Regions from separate parts of the Homo sapiens genome. Here region 1 is linked to region 2. The links are chromatin loops, found by intact Hi-C in ENCODE. Cell type or tissue: body of pancreas. All regions are shown on one strand. Each heading gives the region's core, and the rest is flanking DNA. Links, peaks and the distances in the headings are about the cores only.

What was found. A loop is a pair of places that touch in the nucleus more often than their neighbours do. Peaks named below come from ENCODE experiments on the same cell type or tissue, not always from the same donor. Only the 100,000 strongest peaks of a DNase experiment are listed, where the experiment ranks them.
Region 1: it touches region 2 in a loop (6-fold over the local background); 15 of 110 quality-filtered maps call a loop at or near these places.

The regions. Positions count from the first base shown.
Region 1 is chr17:37,040,664-37,052,837 of GRCh38, reverse strand. All of the region lies in intron 11 of AATF (apoptosis antagonizing transcription factor), which reads right to left. LOC105371753 (a long non-coding RNA gene) reads left to right here. Exons shown (of 3, transcript XR_934717.4): 1 at 1-583; 2 at 6,870-6,948; 3 at 7,259-7,621. Among named protein-coding and RNA genes, the nearest start is that of MIR2909, 13 kb to the right of the region's middle. RefSeq lists an enhancer at 4,240-4,740 and a silencer at 9,520-9,720. In body of pancreas, for the core only: a CTCF peak has its summit at 5,006 (motif pointing right); a DNase peak (open chromatin) is centred at 5,017.
Region 2 is chr17:36,699,684-36,711,857 of GRCh38, reverse strand. The region is part of intron 2 of LOC105371750 (a long non-coding RNA gene); the gene reads right to left. Among named protein-coding and RNA genes, the nearest start is that of MRM1, 100 kb to the right of the region's middle. In body of pancreas, for the core only: a CTCF peak has its summit at 5,529; DNase peaks (open chromatin) are centred at 5,537 and 7,877; H3K27me3 peaks cover 479 bases.

The sequences.
Region 1 (12,174 bases), core at 1,864-9,863, 340 kb before region 2:
GTTTGCTTTCTCAATCTCTGTACCCATATTTCCAGCTGTCCTTGGGTTTGAGGCCCTGGAGGTTTTCCTGTGGCAGCCCGAGGTCCATGTCACTTTAAGGAGGGGCTCGAGGGAGGCTTTTCAAGGCCAGAGAAGGACGAGGGTAAAAGGACAACCTAGCCCTCCAGCACAGGCCTGCTCTGGGGCAGACAGCTTTAGGAAAGAGCGTACGTCTGAAGACTGACTCCTTGACTATCTGTGTCTACCTTCCCCTTGGAAAGTCTCTGCATACCCCAGTGTGAAGACTGAGCCACAGGGTGCACTGAGCTCTTCCTCCCTCAAACCTAGGCAGGTGTCTAGGTGCTTAGGGAAAGGCAAAGACATCTGAAAAGAAACAAAACATGTCCACAGCCCTTACCCCATCCCAAGAAAAACTGCAAGTAAAGACGAGGCTACAAAAAGGTGCCACTGGACAGAGGGCCAGACCGCCTTCCACTGCATAAACATTTCCCCCCGGCTGCATCTTCCTAACTGGGATTTAGCCATGTGGAGAAGCTAAACTATCAATCCTCCAGGTTAACCTTGTTCCATCAGATTCTCCAGGGTAAGTGTGTAGTTTCATACCTGAGGTCCCCTTAAGGCTATGCATAATCAACTTTTTAAAAAAACACATAATTCCTGCTCCCCATCACATTAAGAATCAAGATGCAAATCACTGATCTGTAATACCCCCACCCCCCAGCACACACACACTCATGGTCAGTGGGAGTGTCCACTGTAGACAATGCGTTCATGCTGGTATCATGCAGGGGAGCAGCCTGCGGAGTAATTAACAGGACTTGGACCTGAGGTAGAAGGTCGATAGCAGGGGCTCTTCCTTGAATTAAAATTTAACTTACCCTTTATTGCAAACTACAAAAGCAAGTAATGAGCACTAACATTTTTATTTCTTTTAAACTGTCATTAAGCTGTAGAGGGGATAATTACCTATCTCTAGTGCAGTAAGGTTTTATAACCCTTAGTGAGGCATTTTCTAATTTAATATTTTTACTATATTATCTTAAAACCTGTTTCTAGAAAAAAAAATGATCATGGATTAGCCGCCATTTTCCATAAAGACAGAATGTGCGTGTGTGTGTGTGTGTGTGTGTGTGTGTGTGTCTGTCTGTCTGTCTGTCTGTCTTAGGATTCGGCTTATTTATTATGTGATTCTTCTGAAGAGACTTAAAGTATGCACATTGTAGCTAGCTGTGAACTGCAATCACTTGAGTGGCAGGTAAGGTTTTAAAAGCTCTGAGTGAAATGGGGGTGTATGTGTATGAGAATGCAGCCCCTCACCGATGTGTGGACCCAAATATGTTCCTTTCAGTTCCACATGTGCACTCACCCCACCACAATACAGATCACTGTCTTTCACGATGTCACTTGGGCAAACAGTACAAAGGAGCATATTAAACCTGCAAATAATCTGTGTGGGGCTTTCAATTTGCTAGGTCAGTAGCTTGCAGCACTGGGGATTCTGAAGGAATTGTACCATCCACTCTACAGAAAACCACACTCCTCCTACACTGGCCCTGGAACCCCCAGGCCTCCAAGACATCCCTGAGCTGTACCTACCCACAAAGACAGGTGGACAGCAGAGAGAACACAGCCATTCCACTGCTCCCCGAAAAAGCCTGTGCAGCCTCCCAAAGCGCATCATGGTCTCCGAGCAAGTATTATGTGCCAGTCTTCCAAAGGAGCTGGCGGAGACAATGCTGCTGCTTTCCAGACGAAAAGTGACTCATAGGCCAGGTATGGTGGCTCATGTAATCCCAGCACTTTGGGAGGTTGAGGTGGGAAGACCACTTGAGCCCAGGAGTTTGAGACCAGCCTGAGCAACACAGTGAGACCCTGTCTCTATTAAAAATAAATAAATACATAAAATGATACACATAATTTGCCTTTGACTAATTAAAAATTGTTCATTTGTTGCTTCTTAGGAGTGGGGGGTCTCCCTAAATACATAAGACACATCCCAGAATGTCATGGCCCTTCCTTCCTTTCTAATCCTCTACCTCTCCCACACTGCACACAAAAGTGCTGTAGCATTTGCTTCTGCCTTAACTCAATCCCATACATACATTGCAGAATCAAGGGAAAAGAAGAAAGCACACGGCAGGCAAGTCGGACAAAGGGTTCCAATCATAGCAGCACTCACGGCTAGCAGGGTCTGGATCCGATCTGAAACCCTACAAGTAGAGTCTGCCCAGATATGGTCAGTCAGCACAGAGATTCACACACACGCCTGCTCTGCACAGACCAGCGCGGTCACCAATGACAGATGTGTGCTTTTAAAATTATTGGTGATGTACTGATGCTGCCTTTTTTCACGTTTGTCTTTGAAAACAATTTGCTTAGTGTGGTGGAAGCTTAAACATGTACTAGATGTATATGATTCCTGGCCTCAAAACCTAACATACTACAGGTATAATCAATTAATTAAAAATATTTGAATGCTTATTTGAACTTTGTTAGATTTTGTGGAGGTTCACAAAGACATGAAAGGCACAGCAGAAGCTAGATCGGGAAGGTGAATACATGCAGTAAGTGTGTCTCAGACAAACCACTCCATTTGGGGAGACACACAAACATTCTTCCTCCTGCTGAACCCAATTCTGTCATTTTAGGACTTACAGCCATGGGCTCTTGTCCCTCTAAAGCCAGAGAGAAGTAAGGCTGACTACTATTCCCTGTGGCAGCACTTCAACTATTTGATGTCTTCTTCTAACTAAATCTGTTCTTTTCCGGGTTCAGCGGCCTCAGTTGCCTCCATTCCTCCTGTGACCGAGTCTGCTTGCCATCCTGACTGCACTCCTATGAGCCCTCCATTTGCCAAAGCTCCAAAAGCAAGGTCTCCAGAACCCGCAGCCCTCGTGAGCCCAAAGCAGGTGGAGCAGGACTCCATCTCTCCTGCACTCTGAACACATACTTCTCTCTCTGTCTTCCCAAGGCCTCCACTCTCTTCTGTTCTATCTATCAGTATGCCCAGGGCCTCCCAAATGTCTGCGGAAAAAGATGTCTTGCCAATTATCACTTGGCACATGCTAACGGCACCAAACAAAGGGATCCTTCTCCAATAAAGCACGTGCCTCCATTCTGATTGCCAGAAACCAAAGTAGGCCAAAGGGCAAAGGCTACTCACTCCTCCATTTTCCTCTTAAAAATGTCTACAGACCACAGGACAGCAGCTTTCCCTTTTTTTTTTTTTTTTTGAGACGGAGTCTCGCTCTGTCACCCAGGCTGGAGTGCAGTGGCGCCATCTCGGCTTGCTGCAAGCTCCGCCTCCCAGGTTCACGCCATTCTCCTGCCTCAGCTTCCCGAGTACCTGGGACTACAGGTGCCCGCCACCACGCCTGGCTAACTTTTTTTTGTATTTTTAGTACACACAGGGTTTCACTGTGTTAGCCAGGATGGTCTCGATCTCCTGACCTCGTGATCTGCCCGCCTCGGCCTCCCAAAGTGCTGGGATTACAGGCGTGAGCCACCGCGCCCGGCTTGGACAGCAGCTTTCTTTTCTTATATACTTAGAGAAACCAGCTTAATAGAAATCTTGAATAGTTAAATAGAACAAGGCGAATGCTTTTATATGGCATAGAGCATGGTATCACAAATGCAGAGGGGCTGGAAGGTGCTGTCAGAGTTGGTTCTGACTGGCTCAGGTCCTTACTGGGTCTAGGACCTTAGGTAAATTACTTAGCCCCCTGAATCTTAGCTTCCTCATCAGTAAGATGGTGACAATATCTTCCTTAAACATACTGTTTTTACAGCACTAAGCAAAGTCCGCATTGCATAAATGGCATCGTCATCTATGATCATGAGAAATGGAATGAGACAGAGCAACATGCTGAGGACCTGTGTGCATGCATTACAGTTGCTCCCAACCAACACGAGGGACTAAATGGCACCCTCCTTTCATCATTCCTTTGCTTTCCCCGACCCAAATTCATCCTACTCGGTATCAGTGACTTTACAAATGAGAGAAAGATATTTGAGAAGTGTCTCTATGACCTAAAAGGAGAAACATACTGATCCAAATGGCAGGCAATCGCCCTGTGCTCTTTGGGGCTGTGTGGTAGGGGCAGCCCTATGTATGTCACGGGAATGGGCTCAGACACAGGTGACATGCATTAGAACTTAGCTCCTCAAGGCTGGGCGCAGTGGCTCACACCTGTAATCCCAGAACTTTGGGAGGCCAAGGTGGGCGGATCACCTGAGGTTAGGGGTTTGAGACCAGCATGGCCAACATGGAGAAACCTCGTCTCTACTAAAAATACAAAAAATAGCTGGGCGTGGTGGTGTGTGCCTGTAATCCCAGGTACTTGGGAGGCTGAGCCGGGAAAATCACTTGAACCTGGGAGGCGGAGGTTGCAGTGAGCCGAGATTGTGCCATTGCACTCCAGCCTGGGCAAAAGAGTGAGACTCCATCTAAAAAAAAAAAAAAAAAAAAAAAAAAGAAAAGAAAAACTTAGCTCCCCAAGAAGGCTGGATTGCTGGGAAAGTAATCCAAGTAAAAAGACACAGTGCTGATAAGGAGTTAGTATTTAGTCAGAATGACACAAAAATCACTATAGTAGAAAACTTAGGATTTCTGAATACGGCCAAAAAGTCGGTACTTACTCTCCCTCACTCTCCTCTTAACATCCCCCAACAACCCAAGGAGGATCACAGGCTTCTCTCCTGAAATCTCATCATAATTCCATACCAAAAAACAAACCAAAACTGAACAACAACAAAAACCCCCATAAAAAAACCACAAAGCAGAAGAAAGGAGGTAAAGGGGAAAGAAAGCAGTCTTCTTTCAGCTAAGACTTATTTCTTAACAGGATCAACTTAGCAAAATAAGAATGACTCAGAGACACCCCTTATCTATCACTAATTACCTAAATCTAGATACAAGGCAAATCATGTCCAATCCGACACTAGCTGAAACTCTTCACAAGGTTCCAAAACAACAAAACCGCAGCCGCCCGAATCTGCCACAAGGTGGCAGTACACGACTCGTTTCCAAGTGGACCCAGCCACCAGTCAGCGGAGCCCATAAATTACCCCGTGTGTCTGCTCTCATCACCATCCTCCCCAGTGCTTGAAGGAGACTCTAGAAGGTCTGTTCCAATTCGTTCTTTTGGTCAGGTCAGAACTAGGTCCTTCAAACCTCTGGAAAAGCTTTTAGCCCTACAGCTCTAAATTACACATGGTGACACACGGCCTCTGGCCTGTCCCCTAAAGATCAGACAGACTCAAGATTTATAAATGTTCCAAGAAGCAGGTTCAGGCCCCAAACAAAGGAACTGAGAGGCTGGGGAACAGGGAGGAGAGGGGAGAGGGATGGGGGCGAGAAGGGGACTGCACGTGGACAGGTTTTCTTCTCACTTGTGCTTCCTCCTTACTCAAGCCAGTCACAAATCCCCTGCACTTTAACAAAGGAAGAAAAATACTCAAAACTTCCACCATCCCTACTACTAGCTTCAAATCTTCCACATGATTTTAAAGAAAAATAATTTACCTTAGCGGACTTGCAAAAAAGCAGAGGGGTGGGGGAGGAGCCACTCTTCAGACAAAAGGGGCGCCGCTCCTTCCACGCATTAATATTCCATATTCCCGGGATGATGTCCACTTTCACAGTTTGACTGTTTTATAACAGATTTGATGTGAGAGAAGACAAATGGCCTCACAAAGGAAAGACGACAAATCATCACACTGCTTTTAGCAGGGTTTCTCTTTATTTTTATTTATTTTTATTCCGGACCTGGGATGCAGAGCTCTCTGCCTTGCTGGAGATGTTTAATATTAACGTCAAGCCACCACGGTCCCCGCAATAGAGTTGGCCAGTGTTGTGTTTACGGTTTTGTGACTGCTGGCTTCAGGAAGATGAAGCTCCTTGTTCAAACAGCAGCCCCTCTAACAGCTCCTGTTAAAAGCTAGGGGATGCTTCACTGCTTAGACGTGAATCACTTCCCCCAGCCGCACAGAAGGTGAGACTGACATTCCAGTTACATTTGTATCCGTATCAGGATGCTGCCCAACAACCCAGGGCGTGTGTGCATGCGTGTGTGTGTGTGTGTGTGTGTGTGTGTGTGTGTGTGTGTTGGGGGAGCACAGGATGCATCGCTCAGCTCTAGCTTAACTTCAACACGCAGGAATTAGTGAGGGTATTCAATGTCAACCCATAGAGTTTTGGCAAGGCACTCTGCTATTACTTCTGGTAATAAGTTGGAGGATTTCTTTTGCTTAGAAATCGGGTACCAATCAAAACGCACAAGAAGTAACTAGTAAGTGAGCAAATGCAAAGTGCCAGCTCTGCAATGCGAGTCAGGGGACACAGAGGAACCGCTGGGGCCTGGGGAGCAAGCCCTTCCAGCTGCTGGCCAGCTGCCCTACCCGGAAGTCTCCCCCCGAGCGTTCAAGGAGCATGTGTTCTCCTGGCTCTCCTCTGCCTTCCTTCTCCCAGGTTCTGCTCTTGGCTTCCTCTCTTCTTTTGACACCCTCCCCTGGTGATCCTACACACACTCTAATGGTCTAATGGTCTCCTCCGCGTGAAGGACCCCAGAGCCCGAGTCCCCGCTCCCCTGCCCTCCCCCTAAACTCATCTCCTGCCTTGCAAGGCTCTTCTGACACCCAAGCTACCATTTCTCCTAACAATGGCAGCAAATTCTTTTTTATTCACATCCCACACAACTGTTTAATGGCAGTGAGCTGTAAGACAAAATTACAGATATCGATACCACATTTTCTGATGAAAAAATAAAATCCAGTCTGAGATGGGGCTCTTGTTCAGACTGTATGCCTATTAATTGATTAAAAAAAAAAGGCTGCTCTCAATCTGTCCATAATTTTTTGGTTTTTAATAGTATCCTTCAAAGAACTTCCTTCCTGCCTCTGCAAATCAGAAATTCAGCAAAAGGAGCATCTGTCCTAAACACCTGCCAGGTGAGCTTTCCCCAGCAGCACTGAGCAGGCCTGCAACAGGGGGCCTGCAACAGGGCATCTCTCCCACTCGTTTCACCAGCTAGTCTCTGAGGTCAGCAGTTTGATTACCTCAGCCAGTTATACGATTGGCTCTAAAAAGCCTGACTGCTAAGTGCAAAGTGAGCAGTTTGCATTTCTTCCCCTGAACCTGAAGAGTCTGTCTGGCTGTACAGTTGTGTTTCCCCCTGTAGGACCGAGCTGTGGAAGAGAAGGCAGAGTGCTGCCAAGTGTGTGTATGAGAAAATGTGTATTGATTTCTTCTTTCTTATAGGGGAGGACAAAGCATTGAAGAACAATTGCTCGTCTTTGCAGCATTTCACATTCCATACAAGAGACAAAAGGCCCAACCCCCACTACCCTCTGAGAAGCAGAAAGGGGAACGGAACAGGACTGTGTCTCCTGGGTGTCGGCAGCCACGAGTGCTGCTGCAGGTCAGCTACTGAGACTCCAAACACCCTGGGGCCCATGGCTGCTCACCTGTCTCTCATCAAGTAATTTCCCTTCTGGGCTGATGTTTCCTCATCTATATTGTAGAAGAAAGGCCTTCAGTCTTATTTACCACGTAAGTGGAGGTGCCCAGGGGGTCAAAGAATTAATGTTTATAAAGTGTTCTGCTCCCCAGGGAGACAGTGGTAAAGCATAGGGTGTGGTTATGGCTCATTCAGGACCTCATTTCTGAGGGTGGCTGGTGAGAGCTTCCCATGACCAGGTGCTGCCAGCAACTTGAACTCCAAGTCTAACGAGGTAAGGTCCTCGATCTAAATATCCTTTCTTAGCTTGACACTTAATACCAACACTAAAAATAACAAAGCAGCCAGGCCTTTATGCTTTGTTAATGCACTTACAGAATCCATTCCAGAACTGTTTTCTTCTTAAAGAAAAATCCTGAAAGCAGAGTCCAGAACACTGACCGAAAGCTATAAATCACTACAGAGCCCTGCTGGGGTTCTTCATGCTCCATAGTAACTGCATGGTGAGTATCTCTAACTCAAGTATCTGAAATCTGAAATGCTCCGAAATCTAAAACTTTTTGAGCACCGACACGAACTATGCTGTAAGAAAATGCTCACTGGAGCACTTCAGATTTCAGATTTTCAGATTAGGCATGCTCAACGGGGATAATACAAATATTTCCAAATCCAAGAAAATCTGAAATACGAAATTCCTCTGGACGCAAGAATTCGATAGGTGACACTTGACCTGTAATAATTTATAGGAAGGCCATCAGAACCAAACCTGGTTTAAATAGCACAGAAAACCTATAGTATATAGTATATAGCAGGAGAAACCTATAGTATATAGTATATAGCAGGAGAAAACCTATAGTGTATACAAAGTTTAGGGTCTTGGAAGTGATGGACATGTAAGAGTGTTCTTGAGAGAGCCTTTCCCAGGGTTCAATCCTAAGTAAAAATGACCCCAAAAACCCTCTAAGCAAAGGGTGGGGAATCAGAAGTCCCAGAGGAGAACCTTTCATTCTGGGTCTTTTCCAACATTGCCATGAGCTAAGAACAAAATAAGGAGCCGGCCCTCAAGCGGTGCAATGGTTTAGCATGGAGACCTAACCTATGAATAATTAGGAAACAACCTGGTGGTAGATGCTATACATAATATGGATCTATACAAAGTGACATGGAAGCAGAGGAAAGTATATTAAAGAAGTGAGATGATTTGGAGAGATTTCAGCAAAAGAGGCAAGAAACTCATCTTCATCTTATAGGACAGTTGCAAAAATAATCTTGTAAACAGCAAACTGTAAACAAACATACAAGCTGGGGGCCTTTAAAAGCATCTCAGACAGGAAGCCTCTACCCAACTTTTTTTGGGGTTTGCACAGAAATGGCTATGTCTGTATTGCATGCTGAGGGACAGTGGCGTAATACACAGATGTGAAAACACAAAGTTTGTTTATTTAAATAATTATCTGTTAGGGGTTACATTTAAAATAGTCCTTCTCAGAAATTAAAAAATTAAAAAGAACATTTTATTCTCAAGAATCCAGTGAACAAGAGGCCTGTTTTCACTATGTAAAAGAAAGAAACCATGGCCCATAAAGAAGGCTTCCCAGGGTGGCACTGCATACGAGCGAGGGCATAAGGTGCTCAGGAATACTGAGTCAGCGCTGAGCTCAGAGGAGGCCGACAATAACTGGAAAAAGACCTTAAGTGAAGTGTTTTGCAAATACTACAATTGAAATTAAAATATATTATTCCAAATATATGAACATAAAATCTCGATAATACCAAATACAAGATTACAGTACACACAGGCATACTTCTTTGACTTTTAAGTTAACATACTTAGCAAGAAAAAAGCCCCCAATAAGTGTGTCTGTGAACTGTTATACAGTTAACAGTTTAACTGTTTGGGAGGAACAAACAGAATGGGTTCAAAGAAGAAAGCTCAGTGGGGGTGGAGAATCTGAAGTCTCCCTAGAAAGGCTGGTGACCTCATGACTGAATATTTCAACAGGAAACAACAGTGAGACGGGGGTGGGAGATGCTGCAGGCTATGAGCAGAATGAACAGACATGCAGAATAGGGAGTGTGTCCCAGGGATTGCAGGTGTCTGCTCTGGACAGCACATGGGGTGAAATAGGCGATAAGGAGAGAAAAGTAGCAAGGCAACAAGTCATCGATGGCCTTGACTGGCAGGCTTGAGAGTCTGGGTTTTATGCTAGAGGCAAAGAGTAGCATGTGATATTGGAGGAAGGTGAATCTGGCAATGAAACAGAACTGATGAGAATACAGACTATTGGTTAATATGCCGTTAGTGTAATAGTCGATGTGGGAATTAAAAAAAAAAAAATTTGCCAGGCGCGGTGGCTCACACCTGTAATCCCAGCACTTTGGGAGGCCGAGGTGGGCAGATCATGAGGTCAAGAGATCGAGACCATCCTGGCTAACACAGTGAAACCCCATCTCTACTAAAAATACAAAAAATTAGCCAGGCGTGGTAGTGGGTGCCTGTAGTTCCAGCTACTCGGGAAGCTGAGGCAGAAGAATGGCGTGAACCCGGGAGGAGGAGCTTGCAATGAGCCGAGATGGTACCACTGCACTCCAGCCTGGGTGACAGAGCAAGACTCCGTCTCAAAAAGAAAAAAAAAAAAAAAAGAAAGAAAAAATTAAAAGGCCAGGTGCAGTGGTGGCTCATGTCTGTAATCCTAGCACTTTGGGAGGCCAAGGTGGGAGGACTGCTTGAGTCCAGGAGTTCAAGACCAGCTGGGGCAACACAGCAAGACCCCGTCTCTACAGGAAAAAAAAAAAAAAAAAGCTGGGTGTGGTAGTGTGTGCCTGTAGTCCCAGCTACTTGGGAGGCTGCAGCAGGAGAATCACTAGAGCACAGGAGTTCGAGGCTGCAGTGAGCTATAATTGGGCTACTGTACTCCAGCCTGGGCAACAGAGTAAAACCTTGTCTTTTGTTAAAAAAAGAAAAAAACAAAAAAAAAGACCTGGACTCAAAAAAAGAGGCAGTAGAAATAAAAAGTGAAGATCATTGAATAATATATTAAAATAATGCTCCCAAGTAGATTAAAAGAAAAAAAATTCAGATGAAATTAAATAAAATATAGGTGAATAATTGTTCTGGGATACAGGAGAGATTGCCTAATCATAAAACAATGAAAAACACCCCCCACAAAAAGGTTCTTATATATTTAATCAGGTTAAAAAGTAAAACTTCTATGTAACCAATAAAAATCATTAATATTGACAGGTAAGCAAAATATGGAAATCTACAAAAACCAGGAAATGTTATATAACCATAAATATAGCCATAATATAGAGAATTCATACAGGAAGAAAATTCATAAAGAAAAGTCAAAACTCAAAAAGAAAATGGGCAAAGGATAAAAACAACTACAAATGATAGAAATACATGATTAATACTCTTCAAATTTACTATTATAAGAGAAAATAAACATTAGATTATAGCCCACTGCCTACCATATTATATGTCCTCAATAAGGTGTCATTTGTTATGAACTTAAAAACAGTAAGTAACTTTTATATCTAAATAGGAAATATTTTTTAAAAGATGGCTCTCCCGGCCGGGTGTGGTGGCTCACACCTGTAATCCCAGCACTCTGGGAGGCTGAGGTGGGTGGATCACCTGAGGTCAGGAGTTCGCGACCAGCCTGGCCAACATGGCAATACCCCGTCTCTACTAAAAATACAAAATTAGCCGGGTGTAATAGGACACGCCTGTAGTCCCATCTACTTGGGAGGCTGAGGCAGGAGAATCACTTGAACCCGGGAGGCGGACATTGCAGTGAGCCGAGATTGCACCATTGCACTTCAGCCTGGGCGACAGGGCAAGACTCCGTCTCAAAAAAAAAGAAAAAGAAAAAAGAGCTCTCCAGCTTAGCAAAGATAAAATGACATAAGCCTCAGCTGGAAAGAAAAGAGTCATGTAACTTAGTAAAACTCATCAAGAGTCATTAGAAAGTTTAGATATTTGACCCAGAAATCTATTCTAAAGACACAGCAAAACCTAGAACATAGATTTCTGTATATATATGTTCACTGCAGCACTACTTGAAAAGAAAGGCAACTACAAACAACCTAAATGTCCAACAATAATACATATTCCATAATAGATTATTAGGTTATTAAAATGCTTTTAAAAATACTTAAGGCATTAAAATGCTTATAAGTTAATCTGAAAAAAGATTCAAACACATACGTATATATCTGTATAAAATACATACACAAAAAATTCTATAAGAAAACATGTAAAAGTATTAATAATGTTCTACCCTCAATAGCAGGATGACAAATTTTTCTTTGTCCTTTCTATATTTTTCAAATTTTCTTCCATAAGCATGCACTATTTTTATTATACAGGAAAAAGATACTGTCTCTAAGAAAAGTAGGTGATAGGTGCCTGACTATGGCAGAGAATAGAATTACATGCATAAACTGACTAAATATACCAGATCAGGATTCAAAGCTAATTATGAGGTCTAAGGTCTTTGTAACCAGAATGATATAACATAAAACCAGGTTTGGGAATCCAGTGATTCACACTAAAATATGAATGACTGACAGGCAAAACCTTCCTGTATAGAAAGCATCTCTCCTATAAAAGAAAGCGTGGGGGGGGAAGCATTTTAATCTAAAGAAGTTCCCCCCCCCAAATAAGTTTTTGAAAGAGTAGCTAGGGGTGGGGATGGGGGCCTTCCCTGTG
Region 2 (12,174 bases), core at 1,687-9,686:
CAGTGCTTTACAAACTGTATACACACACAGCTTCCCATTCAAGTCTTGCAACAATCCTGCAAAGTGAGTGATATTAGCACCATCCCCATTTCACAGGTGAAAAACTTGGGGCTCTTGAGCTGTATTGTTTCTTAAGGTAATCCGCTAGGCATATGTAGCAGTTGAACACTTGAACTTGACTAGTCCAAATTGAGACGTGCTCTAAGTGCAAAATATAAAACAGATTTCAAAGATAATATCCCTCCCCAAAATGCAAAAATCTCATTAATAATCTTTATACGAATTATGTGCTTATATATTAACATCTTGATATTATTAAGAAAATAAAATACATTCTTACAATTAATTTCACTTGTTTCTTTTTACTTTTTAAAAGAGGGCTACTAGGACATTTGAAATGATATACTAGTGCTACTCCAGAGCAGTGGGTGCATAGGTCGGCAAATGTTTTCCATAAAACATTTCTGTAAAACTGGGGCTGGGCACAGTGGCTCACGCCTGTAATCCCACCACTTTGGGAGGCCAAGGCAGGCAGATTGTTTGAGCTCATGAGTTTGAGACCAACCTAGGCAACATAGTGAAACCCTGTCTCTATAAAAAATACAAAAAATTAGCCAAGCATGGTGGTACATGTCTGTGGTCCCAGCTACTTGAGAGGCTGAGGCGGGAGGATCGCTTGAGCCTGGGAGGCAGAGGTTGCAGTGAGCTGAGATCACGCCTCTGCACTCCAGTCTGGGTGACACAGTCAGACTGTGTCTTAAAAAAAAAAATTTCTGTAAAACCAATTGTAAATATTTTAGGCTTTATTGGCCATACTGTCTCTGTCGCAACTGCTCACCTCTGCCATGGTGCAAGAACAGCCATCGATGATAGTAAACAAATGGGCGTGGCCAGGATCCAATACATTTTATTTACGAAACAGTCAGCAGGCTGAGTCGTAGTTTGCTGATTCTTGCTCTAGAGTCATAGAGAAGCAGCACAGGGCAAGAGCTCAGGATTTGGAGTAAGAGAGGTTTGGATTCTGGCTGTAGCTGTTGCCAACTATGTAACTGGGTAGGTTACTCAGCTACTCTGAACCTCAGGTTTTTTGTCTAAAACATGAGGATAAGTCCAGTAGAAAGTGGGCAGAAAACATGGAGAGACAATTCGTAGAATACAAATGGCCAAGAGAAGTGGAAAATATGTTTAAGTTCCCTGCAAGGGACAATGAAGATTAAGACAATAAAGAGATACATTTACCTTCCAATTGAAAAGTGTTTTTTTTTTTTTAAATTGTAAAGTGTGCAGTTAAATATATGTCCCATACATGGTGAATGGGGATGGAAATCAATGTATCCCTACTAGAAAGCAATTTGGCAATATGGATCAAAATCTTTAAAAATGTATACCCTTTGATCTAGTAATTCCACTTGAAGAAATCTATCCTAAGGAAATAATCAGAGATGTGGACAGAGATTTATGTACAAAGATGTTCACTGTAGCATTATTTATTATATAATAGTGGAAAACTGGAAACAGCCTATATATGTCTAGCAATTAGAATAATGATTAAATATTAACACATCAATTGGATCAATACTAAGCAAATATAAAAATAGCATTTAAAATATTTAATAACATAGGAAAATGTCCCCTTTATAGTGACAAGTGGAGAAAATGGTCCAAGGCCATATATACCAGGCTATGCTAGGAATGGAGGTAGAAAGTACATATGTTGGGCCGGGCATGGTGGCTCACACCTGTAATCCCAGCACTTTGGGAGGCCAAGGCAGGTGGATCACCCGAGGGCAGGAGTTCGAGACTAGCCTGACCAACATGGAGAAACCCCGTCTCTAATAAAAATACAAAATTAGCCAGGTGTGGTGGCGCATGCCTGTAATCCCAGCTACTCGGGAGGCTGAGGCAGGAGAATTGCTTGAACCCAGGAGGCGGAGGTTGCAGTGAGCCGAGATTGCACCATTGCACTCCAGCCTGGGCAACAAGAGCAAAAGTCCGTTTAAAAAGAAAGAAAGAAAGAAAGTACATATATTTGCACAGAGAAAAAGAGTGGCAAAAATGCACCAATATGATGCCAAGTGTTATTTCTGGATGGTGAGATTATGTGTGATATCCATTTTCTTTATTATTTTTTGTGTCTTCTGATGTTCTTCGTTTAACATGTATTACTTTAATCATCAGGAAATTAATATTATAAGAACCTTAAACCCTCAACCCAATCAAGAAATGGGCAAAGCATATGCATCAATGGGTTATAAAAAGAGTAAAGAAGACAGAAAAAAAGGCAAATAAATATAAAGGTCCCCAGTCTCAGTAGTAACCAGGGAAATTAAAACAATGAAGACTTTTTTTTCATATATGAGTTTAGCAAAAATGGAAAAAAATATGCATAATAGCCATTAATGGTAAACAGATCAGGAAATGGGGGTCCTCCCATATGCCTTGGGGGGAGCATGCAGCCTTTTTGAAGGACAGTTTGGCAACAACTAGAAAAATATTAAAGGCACATTCTGTTCCATTCAGTAATTCCACTTCTAGCTGCTGAGCACATGTGCCTGAAAAGCCGGTATTAGAATACCCAAGGAAGCATTGCTCATTGCATTCAATATCAAAAAATCAGAAATAATCCACATGTCCGTCAATGGGTGAATTATGGTAAGCCCATTCTCTGGAATATTAGGTAGAAGTTAAAAGAATGAACTAGGTCTACATATATCAATATGAAAGGAGGGAAATCTGCAGAACAATACAACAGAATGATCACATTTATGAGGAAAAATCTCTCTATACATTGTCATACATATATAAAGGTTCTCGGAAAATTCTACCTCAAAGCTCTTTGAGGGGGAGGAGGAGAGTGTGACTGGGGTGCAGTATAGGGAAATTCTCCCTTGGATTCCATAAGCTTCTCTCTCATGAAGAGCTTTGGGTTAAGAGCTCTAAACCTGGAGACGGATTGCCTGGACTTAAACCATTTTCCTGGCCTCACCATTTATTACGTGACTTCGCAACTGAAAATCTCAGTTTCCTCATCTGGAAAACAGAGGTGACAATAATATTACCCGCCTCAAAAGGACATTGAGAAAATGAGATGAGAGGCTGTGTGCAGTGGCTCACACGTGTAATCCTGGCACTTTGGGAGGCCAAGGCAGGAGGATCACTTGAGGTCAGGAGTTCAAGACCAGCCTGGCCAACATAGTGAAACCCCGTCTCTACTAAAAATATGAAAATTAGCTGAGCGTGGTGATGCACACCTGTAATCCCAGCTACTAGGGAGGCTGAGGCAAGAGAGTCACTGGAGCCCGGAGGGCAGAGGTTGCAGTGAGCTGAGATTGTGCCACTGCATTTCAGCCTAGGCGATAGAAAAAAAAAAAAAGATGAGGTAATGCAAACAAAGCATTTAACACAATGCCTGGCACATAGTAGGCCCTCAAACCTCACTACCAAGACATTTAGTAGTTATTGTCATTATGGTTAGTAACACAGCACTTAAAATGCTCTCATTAAATACTTCTGCAAAAATAAAAATTACAAAAGGGCCAACACATTTATATACACCTAAGTGAGCATGAGAATCCCAAACTTGAAAAAGAATTGTGAAAAGTGGGTAACTGGCACACAGCAGATGACAAGTTTGAGGGTGTCACCTCTGGAGTCAGTCTTGGTCCCGACACAGAATCTTCCACTAGCAAGTTGTGCAAGTTCTGCGCACCTTAAATTCTCTGGACCTCAGAATTTCATTTACAGACCAGTGGGTAATAACAATACCTGTCTTATGGGGTTGTGGAATAATGTTCTTGGAAAAGTGCCTGACACAGAGTAAGCATTAACTATTGTGGCTGATGTTATTTATATTATGAGTAGTGGCGCTACTACTACTACTATTACTAAATGTCTTATCTCCTCCAAGTGGCCTCCAGACTCCTCCAGACCAGCAAAAACACCTCATTGTTGTGAGCCCCCATGAGCCCCTCACCAGTGTCTGACAGATAGTAGGCACTTAGATTTTCACAAGGTTGCTCTCACTGCTTTAGTTGGTATCATTTAAAAAATGGAGCCAGAGGCAGCCTGAAGAAACAGGAAGCCCATGAGCTGTGCAGTCAGTGGCCTTAAATCCCAGCCCTGGTTCTTACCACCTGGTGACCTCAGGCTGGCATATCATTGACTGAATCTCCCTGATCCTCAAGATCCTCACCAGTGAGATGGTTTAATAATATTATCTACCTCATAAGGCCATTAAGAAAGACAAATGAGGTAATGTACCTGACACCTCCAGCCCTCTATAGGTGCCCAACAATGTTGCATCCTTAATGATACCCCCTTGCTGACTTAATAGAGATGGCAATGGCATTTGCCTACTAAGCTCTGCTGTTTGGACCACAATTACACATCACTGCACACCTATCGCATGGTATGCCACAACTCAGGCCAAACGCCTAAGAGGAAATAGCCACTTGGAATGCAGACTTTGCAAATTTGTAGAAGAGTGGTAACTCCACAGGGGTTGGGCTGCATGGGCTGGTGGCCGGGTGTGGTGGCTCACGCCCGTAATCCCAGCACTTTGGGAAGCCGAGGCAGGTGGATCACCTGAGGTCAAGAGTTTGGGACTGGCCTAGCCAACATGGTGAAACCCTGTCCCCACTAAAAATACAAAAATTAGCCAGGCGTGGTGGCGGGTGCCTGTAATCCCAGCTACTTGGGAGGCTGAGGTGGGAGAATTGCTTGGACCTGGAAGGCGGAGGTTGCAGTGAGCTGAGATCACGCCATTGCACTCCAGCCTGGGTGACAGAGCAAGACTCCAAGTCAAAAAAAAAAAAAAAAAAGGGCGGGTAGGCCTGGGTAGAATCAAAATAATAATAGTAATAATCACAATAGCAACAGCAATAGTGTTTGTACCAGGCACTGAGCTAAGCATCTTACACGGCTCCACTTCTTTATTCTTTACAACATTCCTATAAGGTTGCAGCCCTAATATAATAAGCCCCAATTTACAGATGGGGAAACTGAATCTGAACGCAGGAAAGGAACTCTCTCAAGGTCACAGAGCAGGAAGTGGCAAAGCAAAGACCCTGTTTCTAGAACTCAAGCTCCTAACTTCTCTCGTTGGAGGGGGATAGGACATGTGCACGTGGGCGCACACTCCTGAGTCCTCAGTGAGCAAAGGTAGGTGGGTCTGCAGCACCTCAGGAGTATCCTGCCCCTACTTTGTCTTCTTTGGTGAAGAACAAAGAGGCATCACACAGTACGTCTAGGCAGAGCTGAGGCCCTGAACCCAGGGGTCTGTGCTCCTGGTTCAGCAGGAGCTGCCATTTTCCTGGCTAAACACACAAAAGTGTCTACCCCAATCCTAAAATAATAATGCTAACAATATCTCTACTTTTCTGAATGATTAAACATTTTTACAGTAAAGAAAAAAAACTCTATACAAAAACCAAAATAAAGGCTTCAAAGCGTTAGGGAGCCAGGACTCAAGTATTCACGATCACTAACCAGTCAAAGCAGAAAAGACCCACCTGTGCTGCCCTCTTGGGGCCGGCAGATGGCAGGGCGGGGGCAAGAGGCCAGGAACAGAGAGGTCCCAGTCTGATCTAAGAAGTAGCCTTTATTCTCTCAAGACTTGGAGCACACACGTAGGCCCAGTGGTGACCTGGGCATCAGGACCTCTGAACAGCCCCCTCCCCAGGCTTTCCAGACAGAGATGGGTTGGCTGACAGATTTCCTTTCTTGCAAGGTGGACAGGGTCTCGGCTCTAGGCATGAGTGCTCTTGGTATCATTGACAGAGAAGAGAAACTGTGGCCAGTGAGACCTGTTCATCGCTTCCCTTGTTTAATCGCCAGAAGCTGCGCTTTGTGAATGGGCGAGGAACCAGAATCTGACATGTCGTGCAGGAGGGACAATGTGAACTCGAGTGACAAAGCCAGCTTGTGTGTGCACAAGTCCACGTGGCTGTGTGTAAGCACCTATCTGGGAGTATACAAAGGGAAGCTGGTCAGACACTCCCGCGGTAATCTTATAGTTTTTCTTCCAGACCCGAGAGCCGGGGTTTCAGTTTCAGCAAGTGAGAAGGAGTTGGAAGGTGACACTGTGCCTGCATTCAAGGGCGCAATATGCAGCAAGGGAAAGTCTCATGCCCAAGAGTGTCACCAGGAGTGTGTGGCTTTGGGTGCCAGAGCCAGTAGGAGAGGCCACTGCTCCTTTCCTACTTAATCAAACCTCCTGGCATTGACAGAGGTGAATTGGGGGTGGAGAGATCTGCCTCACCATTATCTCTGCTCTTGTGGCACCTTCTCCTCCCCCCACTCCTATCTCTCTCCCTCCTTCTCTCTCCCTCCCTCCATCCCGGCTTTGCTCCCGCCTATGAAAAATCAGCAAATAAAAAGTTACATTAACCCCACCCTGACCTCGCCGACATAATACACTGCAGGCTGATGCGCTGCCTTCGGAGGCTCGCTGAGAACCTGTCACTCTCCAATGTCCCGAGCACAGCCTGGGGAGCATTTACCAGATAATTAATATATTAAATGCATGAAAAATAGTTACACAGACTTCCCCTCCCTGCCCAGGGAAGGGGGGTGGGATGCAAAAAAGACAGATTCAGGCTGTATACCATCAATATAAAAGCATCCCCCGAATAGCCGCCATAAAAACTGTTCATAATTTTATAGCTTCATTCCTGTTGGAGCACCATAAAGGCAAGTCATATTTTTTACACTCAGGATGCCCCATAAAAAAAAAAAAAAGAAGCGAATGAGAAAACGAGAACTTGGCAGGAGGCGCCTTCACTCTCACCTGAGGGTGAGGGAAAAGAAGGCGTCCCCCACGTTTGTCCTCTCTGACCCCCTCCTTCCACCATTTTCTTGGCCCAGCTGTGAATTCTGATGAGTCCCTCAGAATAATTATTAATTGGATGACTTTATGACTTTTTATTTGGCCTTTTTTTCTTTTTGCTGATTCCATATTTGCCTTTTATGAGGATGGAGGTGGGGGTAGAGATGGGATGTCTCTCTGTGTCTAGGCCATTCCACCCCTCTACCTTGCTTCTGGGAGATGGGGGTACAAAGAGTGGAATGAGCAGGGTCTGGTTGGACCACCTGGATCTGTTAGGGTTCAGGTGTTAAGAGGCCCAAACCAGGTGATGGAGAGAAAGGAGGAAGGGCTGGGCAGAATGTCTGTAGGGCCGCTGATCTCCCCACCTCAGCTGGCATGGGATGGGCCCCTCAGGGTTCCCTGCAGAAGCCAGATGTCCCTGCACAGACTGTCACACAAACAGTTCAGGATTGGGGAAGGGAACGCAAGATCAGCTACAGACCCAGGCCTGACTCACCCAGGCGGTGAGCAGGGTATCCAGAGCCAGAAGGAAGATTTCCTCTCCTGATCATTCTGTACTGCAGTGCCCCAAGAAGACATGGTAGTAAGATGATCTCTTCCCTGCGACATCCCCAAACGCACCCGCGGCGCGTGCACAGGCACACACACCCCCCCCTCCCCATGCCTTCAGAGACATCTGACCTGCTCTCGCTGACCTGACCCCAAGAGGAAGCCTTGACCCCCTTCCTGACCCTGGAGTAGGGGATGAGGTGGAGGAAGTGTCCCCTCTCTTGGCAGGGTCAGGCGCGGGCGCAGCCGCTGTGCGAGAAAGTCGCGAACACACTCTCCCGACGCCTCTATGAGGAGCAGCGGACGCATGGGGGAGACAGATACTCGCAGAGACGCGCGGAGGAGGCACCCCACCGCCTCTCATACCCCGGTCGCCTGCCCCACCCACACCTCCAGCCCGGGATGCCGGTGGGCCGAGGGACACGCAGAAGGGCCCGGAGGCTGGATGCCAGCCCAACCCGGGGCGGGGCTGGGGCGCGCGCCTGCGAAAAGGCCGCTGACCGTGGTGCTGAAAAGGCGGGTGGTCTCCAGGCACTGAGAAAAAGCAGGCAGCTGGGCTTCCAGCCTGGCCGGACCGGTCCAGCTTGGCACGCCCAGCCTCCCCGGGTATCTGTCACTCTGATGGGCTTGAGCCGATTTCTACCCAGCTGAGCTGAACGGTTTGTGCCTCCCCTCTTTCGGGGTTTCTGCAGTCTGCTTGCCTTTACTCGCCCTGCCATCCCTGTAAAGGGTGGAAGCTGCCCCACCTTGGGTACCATGTCTTCCCAATAAGACCATAAGACCAGGGTATCTGCCACTGCAAAGAAGCCCTCCCCGATCACACTGGCATCCCCTGAGGCCAAGGGGTCTCTCTTCCCCAGTGGTCTGGGAGCTCCCTGACGGGCAGGCTCTGTTTTCTTCCATCAGATGGGCCTTCTTTAGGCCACCCTGTTCTCTCAACAGACTGAAATCTCTTGAAAGACAGACTCTGTCTCCCCCATTAGACTGGGATTTTACTATGCCAAGTGTTATACATCCCTCTCCATATTTAGGCTCCCACAGAGCAAGAATTTTTCTCTACCATCGAACTGGGAGGCCTTCCAGAACACAGAGGCTGTGTCTCCTCTATCAGACTGGAGTTTCTGCAGGGTAAGGGCCCAGTTTCCCCAACCAGATCAGAAGGCCCCCACCCTGATTGGAAGCTGGATTTCTCCCATAAAACTAAAATGCTTCTCAGACCAGGGGGTTGGAACTCTCATAAGACTGCAGACCTCCCTGGTGGAAGGCACTGTGGTTACTCCATAAGAATGGGAACCCTCCAAGGACAGGGGTTCCAGCACCAGACCAGAAGCCCCTCTCAGATCAGAAACTGAGTCTCTTCCATAAGACTGGGAACCTCAGGTAGGAACATGACTCCTTCATGGGAGTCTGAGGGCCCCTCAAGAGCAGAGGTTCCCCCACTACACTGGAAGCTCCCACACATCACCCAGGGCGAGAGGCAAGTATCCTTTGTTCAACTCTGCACCAGAAAGAGATGCCTGGTTCCTGCTATGGTGGAGCCTGATTGCACCATCTGTGAACTGGACAAAAGGGACTAATATTATCAGCCCCTCTGTGTGCCAGCCCCAGCCCCAGCCCTTCACACCCATTATCTCATGGCTTTACCACCATTCTGCAAGGCAGATATCCTTATCCACTTTCTGCACATGAGATGAGACTGACATACAGGACTCCCACTCCAACTCCTTTGCCCCCAGTCCTGGCCTCCCCCATCCCTCCCCTCTTCCCTCTCCCATGGTTCCTGCCCAACCCTGCTGCTCCATTCCTATAAAAGCAGCCATGTGGGCCAACCCAGGGCCATAATCTCAGGGCTTGAAAGGAATCACGCTTCAAGCAATGAAGAAGCTGTACAGCAAGGGCCACTCTTCCTCTCCTTGGGTATTCAGGACTGTGGGAAGGGGATGATGAGGGCTGGGGCTGCAGATAATGAAGGACCTCTTGTTTTCTCCAGAAGCCCTGTTACCTTGGTAATTCTATGTGCACTGGGAAAGGAAGAAGTGCATGGAAGAAAGGAGGATTACTGGGATACTCTGTAAATCAGATTTTTAAATTCCACTTTTTCTTTTCCTTCTTTGTGTTTTTCTCTTTTGCTAAATGTAAACCTATGCTGTCTACTTCCCCCTTCTCATACCCAACACAGTATCTCAACATGTTGGGGTGAGAGTAGCTATTACCATCTCTGAGTTATATATTGTTCTCTCTCTCTCTCTCACTGTGTGTGTGTGTGTGTGTGTGCATGCGCGTGCATGCATGAGTGTGTTTAATGAAAATAGGTCCACCTCCTCTTCCAGACCAGAACTAAAATGGAGTGAGAGTGGGGGGATAAACATCCTCCTCCCCCAAAAGGAAAAGCATCAACTAATTTGAAAAATATTTAAGAAACTCTGGGTCGTCATCCACTCGCTTCTCCCTGCTCCATAATTACACTGCAGTGCCTGATATTTTCATGGGACATTAAACCAGGAGTCAGGTGATGGGTTCCTTCCGTCTACGCCTATCCGTTAGCCGCCAGGCCCCTGCGGACCTTGACATTATTAATAGTCCTATTCATTAAGTATTACTCTTGTAGAATGAGTAGCATAATATTGGCCTGGAGATAGGAACAGGCAGAAGGAATAAGTCAAATTAATTTTCCGGAGCAAACGCCCCGGTTCTGTAAATGACATTCTGTACTGTTAGCATTTTAAATGTGGCACAAATGGCAGGAGACACAATTTGAAAGCAAAATACTAGAAGACATGGCTCAGGGTGGAACGTGGCAGCAGGAAAATCTAAGAGCGTCAGGGACCTGGGGGTGGGAGGGTCTGGCCCATGCAGTCACAGGGAGGGGAGAATTTTTTTTAATGGGCATTTATATTAAATGCAGTTGAAGGAGGAGGAAGGGAGGAGAGTAGGCAGTGAGGTCTGTGTGTGTGACGCTGTGTGTGAGTGTGTAGAGGGGTATCTGGTGGAACAGAAAGGAGGAATCAATCACAGTTCTCCTTCTCTCCCTGCTCCTCCAAGCAGATGGTCTGGGGTTGGAGCTGAGAGGTTCTGCCACTGACTCCTCTAGGGGGATGTCTTCTACCCCTTTTAAGTCTTTCTGACTAGGTCTAGAGAAGACTAACTCTTAACCTTCTTACTTAATGAGGTTTGATCTTCAGGGTAGGTGAGGATACTCACTCATTCACTCAACCCTCTACCATCTGTTCAACAATACACGCCAACTCTGCACAAGCCTGGTGTTAGACTGTAGAGTGTGGGGCACATGCAGATTGGTTACACAAGGGCCCATACCCTTCCGAAGCTTAGAGTCTAGTGGTTGAGCCATGGGGAGTCCAGGTAATGGTGGTGCAAGGCTGTTTGTGATCAGGTCAATGAGGGAGGGAAATATGAAAACTGTAAAGTGCTCAAGACAGAGAGAGACCATTCCATTGGGTGAATCAGAGGACACTTGCTAGAGATGATGGCTTTTAACCTGGGTTTTGAAGGATGGGCAGAAGTTGGACATGGAATAATGGAGAAAGGCAATTCGGATGAAGAAAGCAGGATGAGCCAAGACAGGAGTGTCAAAAGGAGCAACATGAATTGGGGACGGTAGGGCTGTGTTCCAGGATAGAAGGCTTGGGAAGGGTAGTCATTGGCAATGATGTTAGGAAGGCTACTCTTGCACAGTCCTATACTAAAAGTTCTATACTAAAAGCATCTAAAAATTCAGAAACTAGTGTGAGAAGATGGTGCCTCCTTGAAGTCCATACTCCTGTCTCATTCTCCTCATGACATATGGACAGGTGCTTGCCAGAAACAGGGAAGAGTACTGTGGACTGCGGCCCATGCCTTGGATGGTTTGGGGGCCTGTCCCACTGCATCCCAGTCAGTGGCTAAGCAAACAGGAAGCTCAGTTTGGAAATCAGATTGTGTCTCAATGAAATCAGGCTGTGGAGTATGTAAAAAGGTGAATGGACACTCATGGGCCACCACTATTCCCACAAGGAAACCAGAAGCAGGACTCCTTTCTGTTTAATTTCACTTGCCAGTGGGCTTTTTTGGGTCTAGCAGCCATTACCACCCACTTAGGTATCTTTAAGCATTTCAAACATGCCCAGAGGACAGGTAGAACCTTCATCTTAGCACTCTGCCTGGAGCTGAGCTTCTACATAGCCGTGTTCCTGTCCTCCTTACTCTCTCCCTATCCAAGCTTTGGAAGGGTTTTTCTCCTCCACTTTGTGGAAGGCAATGTCTGAAGAACTTACCTGGATCCTGACTAGAACCTGAAGCCATTCAGGATCTGAGAGAGCCAAAATCTCTGAAGTGTGGGCCCTAGAATCTATCCTTAAGGGTTTTGGAGGTGGAAGGCAAATATAAATATATGAAAAACTTAATGCATTTCAATCTTCGATAGGGAGGCACGTTTAAAACGTTAAATCAACAATAGTTATCACTTACATGGCAATTACTACATGTTAGACACTGTTCTATGTACTTTTACATGTATTAACTCATTTCATCCTCACATCAGTCTTATGAGGTGAGTGCTGTTATTATCTCCCTTTTACAAATAGGAAAACTGAAGCGCATAGGTGTTAACTAACTTCCCCAAAGTTATACTGGTAATAAGTGGCAGGTCTAAGCTTTAAATCCACGTAGCTTGGCTCCAGAGCCCATGCTCTTAAAAAGTTTCACTATGTGAGACCATAGGTCAGCCAAGGCCTAGGGGATTAGGGGCCAGAGAGGTGGTCTGGAAGGTTCTTGGGGTCAGAAAACCACATGTTGACATCTCA